Linked DNA regions of Homo sapiens: region 1 is linked to region 2. The links are chromatin loops, found by intact Hi-C in ENCODE. Cell type or tissue: heart left ventricle. All regions are shown on one strand.

What was found. Peaks named below come from ENCODE experiments on the same cell type or tissue, not always from the same donor. Only the 100,000 strongest peaks of a DNase experiment are listed, where the experiment ranks them.
Region 1: a loop joins it to region 2, with 1.9 times the contacts of the local background. A loop is called at or near these places in 9 of 110 quality-filtered maps.

Annotation. Positions count from the first base shown.
Region 1 is chr15:99,483,908-99,488,907 of GRCh38, forward strand. It overlaps LOC107984790 (a long non-coding RNA gene), which reads left to right and starts at 2,811. Exons shown (of 3, transcript XR_001751711.2): 1 at 2,811-2,962. RefSeq lists a silencer at 2,722-2,771. In heart left ventricle, no CTCF peak of the experiment used is centred here; a DNase peak (open chromatin) is centred at 2,754; H3K4me3 peaks cover 1,027 bases; H3K27ac peaks cover 2,510 bases.
Region 2 is chr15:99,406,551-99,411,550 of GRCh38, forward strand. All of the region lies in intron 4 of LOC105371017 (a long non-coding RNA gene), which reads left to right. Among named protein-coding and RNA genes, the nearest start is that of LINC02244, 6.6 kb to the left of the region's middle. RefSeq lists an enhancer at 2,894-3,393. In heart left ventricle, a CTCF peak has its summit at 2,661; a DNase peak (open chromatin) is centred at 2,721; H3K27ac peaks cover 2,050 bases.

The DNA of each region.
Region 1 (5,000 bases), 77 kb after region 2:
GGGATTACAGGCATGCGCCACCACGCCCCGCTAATTTTTGTATTTTTAGTAGAGATCGAGTTTCACCATGTTGGCCAGGCTGGTCCTGAACTTCCAGCTTCTCTTGAAAAGCAGGAGTGTCTGACACACTGAGCCTGCTTTCCTGCAAGGTAACAATTGCCTGTTGTTCAAGAGCAGCTGCCCACTGCCCCCCGGCCCCATGAAGGCTGAGGGCTGTCTAGTCCGGGGGTCCCTGCAGGCATTTTGGATTGGCTTCCATACCTGCCTCTCAGCTGAGGCCAGCTGAGCACACACAAAAGTAGACTCTGAAGATGGCCCGAGTTCCAGCCTCACCTCTGCCACGTATGAGTCATGTGACGTTGGACAAATCCCTCATCCTCATGGGGCCCTAACTTTCTCATTTGTAATGGGGGGTAATAGCAGTATTTACCTCAAGAAATAAGAGCTGTGAAGATTAAATTAATTAGAACAGTGCCTGGCACACAAGAATCACTAAAATAAGCTTAGCTCTCATTGCTTGACGTTTCCATAAACACTCAAGTGTCTGTCTAGAATGGCACCATAATTCCTGCCTCACGGGCCACAGAGTGTCTCTAGGGGCACAGATGAGCCCAGCTACCTGGGGGGTCCTTGCTGGGTGAGGGAGGGTCTCTGTGGTCCACCCTAGGCCTTGGAAGTGGATTTCCGTAGCTGCAGCACTGGGGCACACACGCAAGGGTATAGATTTGAACTCAAGAAATGGAAAGAGGCCAGGCGCAGTGGCTCATGCTTGTAATCCCTGCACTTTGGGAGGCCAAGGCTGGTGGATCATTTGAGGTCAGGGGTTTGAGACCAACCTGGCCAAAATGGTGAAACCCCGTCTCTACTAAAAATAAAAATAAAATTAAAAAATAAAAAAAAATTTAGCCAGGTGTGGTGACAGGCACCTGTAGTCTCAGCTACTGGGGAGGCTGAGGCAGGAGAACTACTTAAGCCCAGGAGGCAGAGGTTGCAGTGAGACAAGATAGCGCCACCGCACTCCAGCCTAGGTGACACAGTGAGACTCTGTCTCAAAAAAAAAAAAAGAAAGAAAAGAAAAAGAAAAAAGAAATGGAATGAATATTTATTCTTTGTCCTCACTTTTCAAAGAGTTAAAAGATGAAGCTAACTAAAGTAGAGATGTTGGCTGACATTCATACTCAAAGCCTCGTAAGAAGGGCCCAGGGCTTCCCTAATGACATACTTTAATGGCGTGAGGATTTTTTAAATGGACCCCAAAATAAGGCAAAAATAAACACAAAAAAGCCTCCAGCAGGGAGGCACGAAGCCTGAAAGGCAAATGGCATCCCTTCCTGCCCTCCTCAGCTCACGAGGCAGCTTCTTCCTGCCTTCTGAGTACAGGCGACTGACCTGCACACAGAGCACCTGGAGCCTTCTGACCTTCATGAAAGACTCTTGTGTCTGACCACCCCTCATCCTGGGAATATCCCACAGCCTCTAGGGGCTGCCTGCATCCCTGGGGACTCAGAGTGTCCATGGTGGACCTGAGGCCACAGCTGAGATTGTTGGTGGGGACATTCCTAGGGAGGGGTCTGTGCAGTGTGGGTGGCACATTAAGCAGGCAGCCAGAGGAGCACAAGGGTCGTGAAAAGAAAGGGGTGTTTTGGGGGCAGGAACAAATCTCCCCACCCTAGAGAGACGGAGCCCAGCCTGCGTTTGAACTGCATGCACTGTCTCCTCTGTATTTTACAGGAAAAGGCCATCCGTCAAGATTCAGCTGAATGAGTTCTTCCGATTCAGCCTCTTGTTCCTCCAGCTGTGCCAGCTTCTGCTTTGCAGGTCTTGCCAGGGTGAGAGGGTGTGAGTGTAGATCTACCAGCGCCCCAAAGACCTTGGAGCATGTTCTATAGGCTCCAAAGCCACCTCTGAGCAGGAATGGAGGGGAAGGCTGGGACCCTGAGGTGAGAGGAAGCAGTTAAGTCAACAAGCAAGATAAAAGGTGGAGCGGGGGCAGGGGTGGAAGACCAGAGAGGAAGGAAGTGCTGGGAGGAGAGGTGCCGTTTTTGTCCTTGCCATTTCAAGGATGGCAGGGAAGAGAAGGAGAAGAGAAGAGAAGAAGTTTTGCAGAGACTATGACGGGTGCCACGTCTAAGATCTTTAGGGGAAATGCCAGTGAAGAGTGGAATCCATTTCCGATTGCTGAACTGTGCTATGATATTTTGAATCCAGCACTGCCCCAGGCCTGAGCTGCAGGAGCCCACAGCTTCTATGGGACTACCGAGGGCTGGGGTGGAGTGAGGGGTGAGGGCAGAGACACTCCATGAAAAAGGGATCTGTCCAGCAAGGACCGATGAGATGGAGAGACTCAAAATAACCAAGCCTGGTCCTGCCTTCAAGGAGCTCACGTCTGGCAGAGGCGAGAGAAATGTTGGAGAAACAGATGTGAATCCCACAGATTCCCCGAGCGTGCAAATCCCTGGCACCACCCAGTCAGCCCCTTGCAGTTTCCCCAGGCGGGCAGCAGACACGCAGCCCACGTCTCTGAGGGCTGGCTGCGTGAGTGAACTGCCTTGAGGTCGCCTGGGCTCCCACGGACCCCGCCTTCGCCCTCTGTCCTCTTTGTGTGTTTCGTGACAGGAGGGACGTGCGACGTCCACATATTTTTCCTGGAGCAGGAGAGGGGTGGAGTCGGGGGAGGAAGGAGGTGGGGGCGGGAGAAGCAGGGGGCGGTACCCAGTGGTCTAAGCAGCCTGGGGGGCGGGTGGCTTGCCAGGGCGCTGGGCATGGCTGTCGGCAGGGACTGCAACATGTGCGTGTGGCACCCTGCCCAGGGGAGAAATCCGAAACAGCTTTCTACACGGAGCTGCTGCTCCTGCGTGCGGGCCCCACCCAGCTCAGAGCCAAACAGCTTAGGGAGCCAAGGGATGCCTTGAACCTTGCAGGGGACAGGAAGGAATCTCTCGGGCCAGGGTATTTGTAGCAGGTATAAAATTTATAATTAATATTCAGATGCTCAGAAATGTTAACTTTATTTTCTACCATTGAACTCCATTTGTTGGAGAGCCCCATTTCTGTTCAGTAGTGGAAAAATACAAACCTCGTCCATCCTGGAGAACGCAGTCACATCGAGTTTGCCGTTTAGTCCATTCCGGGGGTGAATTCAGTCTCTGGGAAGGGCTCAGTCTTCCCAGGAGGCATGTGAGAGCTTGGGAGCTCCATGTACAATCTTAGGAGGGGGCTGGGCCCTCTGGCTGGCAGGAAGTAAGCACCCTCCATTCTGGGATCCCCTAACCTGCTGGGGTCCCCATCCTTCCTCCTCCGGTGACAGAGGAGGGCGCTCACTCAGGCCTCAATTCTTTTACTCCACCCTCTCTCTTCATGCTCTTCTTCCAGCCCAGGAAAATGGGATGTACTGCATTCCTGTGTGGCAGGAAATTGCCCACATATTCTATCCTGCTCCTTTCCCATTCTAGAGCTGAAAAGCAAAACTCTCCACTCTTCTGCAGAACATGAAATAGTCTAATTCACAGCAGCAGAAAGGGGAATGAATGGCAGGGGCCAGGGGCAGGGGAGAGGGAAAAGGGGAGTGAGTGCTGAGTGGGGACAGAGTTTCAGTTTGGGAGATGAAGAAGTTCTAGAGATGGATGGTGGTGATGGTTGCACAACAATGTGAATATATGTAATGCCCTTGAATTGTACACTTACAAAATGGCTTGCGCCTGTCGTCTGGGCTACCCAGGTGGCTAAAGTGGGAGGATCTCTTGAGGCGTGGAGTCGGAGGCTGCAGTGAGCTATGATCAGACCTGTGAATAGTCACTAGACGCCAGTGGAGTTCAGTGTCTCTGGGAGAAACATAGCGAGACCCTGTCTTTAAAAAATAAATAAATAAATAAAATAAACATAAAAAATAATTAAAAAAAAATTTTTTTTAATTAAAAAAAAAATGGGGGTGGTTGCTCACGCCTGTAATCCCAGCACTTTGGGAGGCCGAGGTGGACGGATCGCCTGAGGTCAGTAGTTCAAGACCAGCCTGGCTAACACAGTGAAACCCCATGTCTACTAAAAATACAAAAAATTACCCGGGCGTGGTGGCGGGCGCCTGTAATCCCAGCTACTTGGGAAGCTGAGCCAGGAGAATTGCTTGAACCAGGGAGGAGGAGGTTGCAGTGAGCAAGAGTCAAAAAAAAAGGTTGAAATGATACATTTTATGTTATGTGTATTTTACTACAAAAAAACAAAGCTCATGTCCAGTCTCTTCGGCTTTGGTGCCTGATAGGTTAAAGAATGCTTCTGGAATTTACAAGACTTCTTCCTCTCAAGTACTTGGCTCTTAGAATTGAAAGACTCACTCTTGTTTCTGAAATGGGTTTCAGGAGCTTATCCGGGATGTCAAGAAGGAATGTTGTCACTTTCTCTTTGTAATCCAGCTATAATAATCTCAATCCTCCCCTAGCAAAACTGGGGGGAAGGTCACTGACAAGGAAGCATGAAAAAAAGAAAAATAATTAATTAGTCTTAAGTGTTATCTCCTATTTTCAACAACCATGCATTAGAAGTGCTGGATTTGTCAAGAGATTGGAGTTTCATCTGTTTCTAGGACTGCTTGAGGTATCGAAGTTTACATTTAAGGGTCTCATTGTGATTAGTTTTAAGAATACAGAGAGACAGCCATAAAAAAGGAATGAAATAATGGCCTTCACAGCAACCTGGATGGAATTGGAGACCATTATCCTAAGTGAAGTAACTCAGGACGTTCTCACTCCTAAGTGGGAGCTAAGCTATGAGGATGCAAAGGTATAAGAATGGCACAATGGACTTTGGGGACTCGGGTGAAAGGGTGGGAGGGGGTGAGGGATAAAAGGCTACATATTGGGTACAGTGTGCACTGCTCAGGTGATGGCTGCACCCAAATCTCAGAAATCACCGCTGAAGAACTTACTCATGTGACCAAACACCATCTGTTCCCCAAAAACCTATTGAAATTACATAAATAAATAAATAAATAGGTACTTGGAGGCAAC
Region 2 (5,000 bases):
ACAAAATTAGCCGGGCATGATGGCACATGCTACCAGTCCCAGCTACTTGGGAGGCCGAGGCGGGGAGAATTGCTTGAACCTGGGAGGCGGAGGTTGTGGTGAGCCGAGATCGCGCCATTGCACTCCAGCCTGGGCAACAAGAGTGAAACTCAGTCTCAATAATAATAATAATAATAATAATAATAATAATAATAATAATAATAATAATTCTCATCCCTAAAAACGCTTCAACCAAACAAAAACCTTTCCCGGTTCTGAGCCATTCAGTTGGCCTTTCCAGAGCCAAAAGTTTGTGGCAAGAATTCTGGTCCTTGCTCTAAAAGCAGTGGCCAGTCTTCCAGGTGCACCCACGTAGCCCCGTCAGGCTTTCTGTGCTCCCTGCCAGCTGCTGCTCTGGAGCTAGGATGTGCCAGGGTTAGCATCTTAAAAATAAAGATTTCTTCCAGCTGAAGATCAAAAATAGACTTGGTGAGAGTTTTTCAGATGAGAAAGAGGAGAAGAGCAGATTCTCTAAAAAACTGGTCCCGATTCTTACCCAAACCCAAGCTAGAGAGCTGTGTGTGCCCATAAACTCAAGTCCCCCTTCTCAGCCTCTCAGAGTCCACCCGTAGCCTGAAATCAGGCCCGTCCCCACCTCGTGCCCATCATGGTGCTGCACATTCCTCTGAGGAAGCTCTCGGTTCATCCAGGTGGACAGTCGGGACCAGAGCGACAAAGAAGCCTGCAAAGCCAGGTGCAGCAGGGCTGGGTGGGCACGGCACGGACCGAGCTTGCTCTTCCCTCCCGTCCCAGCCAGGCACGCTGTCTGCGTGGTCCTGGCCTGGGTCCTTACCAATCAACAGACATGAATGGAAGTCCATCTGACACTGATACCCTGCCCAAATTGGTTGCCATTGCCTCTTTGCTGTGCTGGGACCTTGGGCAACACAAGGGCTGAGGGTGATGAGCTGAAAGCTGCTGCTTCCAGCCTTCGGGCAGGTAGGGCTCAGACAGAGGAGCTGGTGGATTCTGCCTAGGGGCTCCACCAAGACCTTTTGAGGGCTGCTCCCCAACACCTGCCCTGGGCCTCACGTGCCTGAAAGGTTTTATCTGCCTGGGGAACCTGCATGTATTAAGTAACAGCTACTTTACTGTCCCATTTTTCTTGATAATCAAAGCACGTGTATCTTTGCACACAGCCTCAGGTCAGGCTGGAGGGTCTCTGGGTTGTCATAAATCCCACCTAAGGCAGGTGTGCTGGGCCTGCGGCATGGGCACGTGTCTGCCTCCATGGGGTGCTCCCCGGACCCTGCTTCCCATTTGCAGACCTCTCGAGCCCTGGACTCAGATTCAGAAGGGCTGGGCTTTGAGGACCTAGCCCTGCAGCCAGAGAACCACAGAAGCTGCTGTGGCAGCGCTGAGACTTCCTGTAGGCTGATGAGGCTGACTCTGGAGGTGATGGTCCCCAAGTCCTAGTCACTGGCACCACCACATTCTGCTGCCCCTGAAGTCCAGAGCCACCTTTGCCCTGGAGGGGACACAGCTTTGCAGCTAGATGGCATGTGTTTGCCCCCAGCCCTGCCATGCCCCTCATCCTCTCTAAGCCTCATTTCCTGATCTTATAAAGGGAAACGACGAAGAGATTCTCCTCGGATTTTTTTAAGGAATAATGAAATGTGCCTGGTATATGACAAGGCCTCAAAAGGAAAGCTTCTCCCCATTCCCTGCCATCCCCCAAACTCTGCCCACTCCCTCCTGCCCACTCCCTCCCTCTCTTGGGCGTGGCTCAGTATTTATCTTCATTCCCTGGAGCTGAGTTGGTTGGAGGGAGAGGGGTGCTGTAGGAAAGCCCTCCTCCTGTCCCCAGAGAGATAGCATTCCCGAGGGGCTGATTCCAGCCTCCGCTCGCATCACACTCCTGCCAAGCCTGCGGCCTCCTTTTTTCTCCTTATGGCTCAGAGCCCAGTTTTGGAGACATTTGGCTCTGATGCACTTCTAAGTGCTGAGACAAGTTACTTGGATGCCTTTAAACCCAAAACAAGGTCAGACATCAAACCACATCTCGCTGTGCAGCCAGGCTTCCACTCCCAGCTGCCCCAGGGAGGTGGTGGAAAGAATAAACAGTATTAATGGTGGAGCTAATATTGTGCCCACCCAGGCTCCAGGCCCTTCACCAGCTGCAGCCACTCTTGCTGATGGTAGTCTGGGGTCTCTCTGTTTATTTGCTATATGTTTGCACTCGTAAATGTTGCGCATCTTATATAGTATGGTTTTGTGGGCATTGCACGGATAATATTGTTCTTCAACTGTGCTTTCACTAACTTGGCATTGCTGAGATGAGGCCCTGTGGATAAGTTTTGTGCATGGTTCCCCTGAGCTCCTGGCTGCCGCCTGTCCTCCCCAGAAATGGCCAGCATTTGCTGACTCTGAGGCAGTGTCTGGCCAAGGAGTGCCTTTCCTTCCAGAGCACAACACGATCACTTTAATGATAATGTCACTTAAAGATATAAAAAAACAAGGCACATTTGCCTGATTTGAAGCTGAGAGCATATTCCGTATGCTGGTTTAGGGCTGCAGAAAAGTTTTTGGTGCCAGTGACACATACACAGCACTGTTTCCTGATCTGGGTCATGGTGACGGCCGTGGCACCCTGAAAAGCACCTAGCACCTAATACTGGCAAGGGGTAGAGGGAGCTCCAGAGCCAGGGCTGGGCTGGAGATTGCTGCTCTTCCTGCTCCTCCCGTGTCCCCAGCTGCCAGAGGGAAGCTGCTGCCTTCCTGTTTAAACGCATCTTAAATCTGTGCTCATCAAAAGCATCACCCAGGGCCGGGCACGGTGGCTGACGCCTCTAATCCCAGCACTTTGAGGGGCCGAGGCTGGCGAATCACCCAAGGTCAGGAGTTCAAGACCAGCTTGGCCAACATGGTGAAACCCCGTCTTTACTAAAAATACAAAAAAATTAGCCAGGCATGGTGGCGGGCGTCTGTAATCCCAGCTACTCAGGAGGCTGAGGCAGGAGAATTGCTTGAACCCAGGAGGCGGAGGTTGCAGTGAGCTGAAATCGCGCCACTGCACCCCAGCCTGGGTGACACGAGTGAGACTGTGTGTTAAAAAAAAAAAAAAGGCATCACCCAGAACATGGGCCTGATGGGCACCCTGGATGCCACCCCAGCAGCCACCTGGTGAGCGGGGCCCCACTTAATGGGAGCCCTTCTAGAACAGCTCCATGGTAAATGCCCCCACTGCAAGCTGTAGGTTATGGGCAGGGGACCTCGGTGCCTGCCTGGTGCTGTGTGAGAGGCTGCTGTGCCCATCAGGAACAGAGGTGGGCTGGATGTCAGCCTCCACTGCCCATAACACATCCCTTTCTTCACCTGGGGCTGTTTGTCTGAGATGTGAGTCAAACCTACCCTCAGATGGCTTCATAAATATAAAATTGACAGAGTGGCCTGGTGCAGTCACTGCTCACACCTATAATTCCAGCACTTTGGGAGGCTGAGGCGGGTGGATCACTTGAGGGCAGGAGTTTGAGACCAGCCTGGCCAATATGGTGAAACCCCATCTCTACTAGAAAGAAAATACAAAAATTAGCCTGGTGCGGTGGCACATGCCTGTAATCCTAGCTATTTGGGAGGCTGAGGCAAGAGAATTGCTTGAACCTGGGAGGCGGAGGTTGCAGGGAGCTGAGATCGCACCACTGGACTCCAGGATGGGTGACAGAATGAGACTCTGTCTCAAAAAAAAAAATTAAATAAATAAAAAAAACAAATAAAATAAACCAAAGCTATGGTTTCCCAAGGGTCTCTGAAGACCTAGTCAACCTTGGGGAGGTGGCCCACAACAAAGGGGTTCCATCTCCAGCCATCACCACTCTGCATCAGGTAAGGTGCCAAGTGCAGGCCAGCCGGGATGCATCCTAAAGGAAGGATCCATTTTAGGACACAGCCACCAGCCAGCCTAGCTGCCCAGCCCTAAGGCAAAGGCCCATAGAGTTTGATTTTCTGGTGTTTGACTAATGTCCTCTCGTTTTAGAGCTTGGGTTCCTCTGCTGTTGTCCACCAGCTCCCTCCCCTCTCCCCAGGCCTGCCCCAAGCATCCCTGGGCCAGGGCTGAGCCTGACTGGCCAAGCAGCATCCCACTGTCTTGGGCACTGTGATTGGTGGAGGAATCCAGGCTTGAGCCAGTCAGCACAGGCATTACCCTGGGCCCCAGAGTTGTAGCTCCAGTGGCTTGGAGGTGGGCGTGTGACCTAGTTTGAGACAGCGAGATGTGAAAATGGTTCCTTGCTCTTCAGAGTGAGCCAAGGAAAGAAACACCTCCCTTGTCTCTGGACATCTGGGCGGGTTTGAGGCCTGGGACAGCTGCCACCATTTTGCCACCATGAAGGAAGCCAGACTGAGGATGAAGCTGACACAGTTAATTCGGGGAGACAGAGAATCACTGAGAAATGGGGCCACAGCCCCTGGATGGAGCCAGTCGTGAAGCCCACCCTGAGCCTCGGCATGGAATTTATGTGAGAACAAACTTCCCTGTGGTTTGGCATCTTAGTGTAGGTGGTTTTCTTTGAGCTTAGGTGAGAAAGGGCTGAGGGTCTCTTCAAGGAAACCTCCCTGCAGACTCCCTTTCTGGCAAACACACCTACTCTGAGACTAGTCCAGTGTACCTCGAGGATCAGTATTGCACATTGATGTCACAGGGTGAGTTGCCTGGATTAACAGGCATGTCAAAGGCACCTGCAGCCTTGGCTCTGCCTGTCCTGGATCTCTTTCCAAGTGACCCCCCAAAGACCCTAAGTCGAAGGAGTACAGGCAATGGGCTTTGAGACCAGAGAAGAAGACAGCAAAACCACAGGCATACCTCCAAGGCCAGGATGCCACTCTCTGGTGAGATCAGCTCCCTCATTACAAAGAGAGAGCCTGGATTCACCGCTCCACAATCCCAATGGCTGTGCTTCTCCTTAGAGAGGCCGGAGGGCTCAGAGGTTCAGAGCACTGGGGTACCCAGCTCTGCTGCTTGTTTT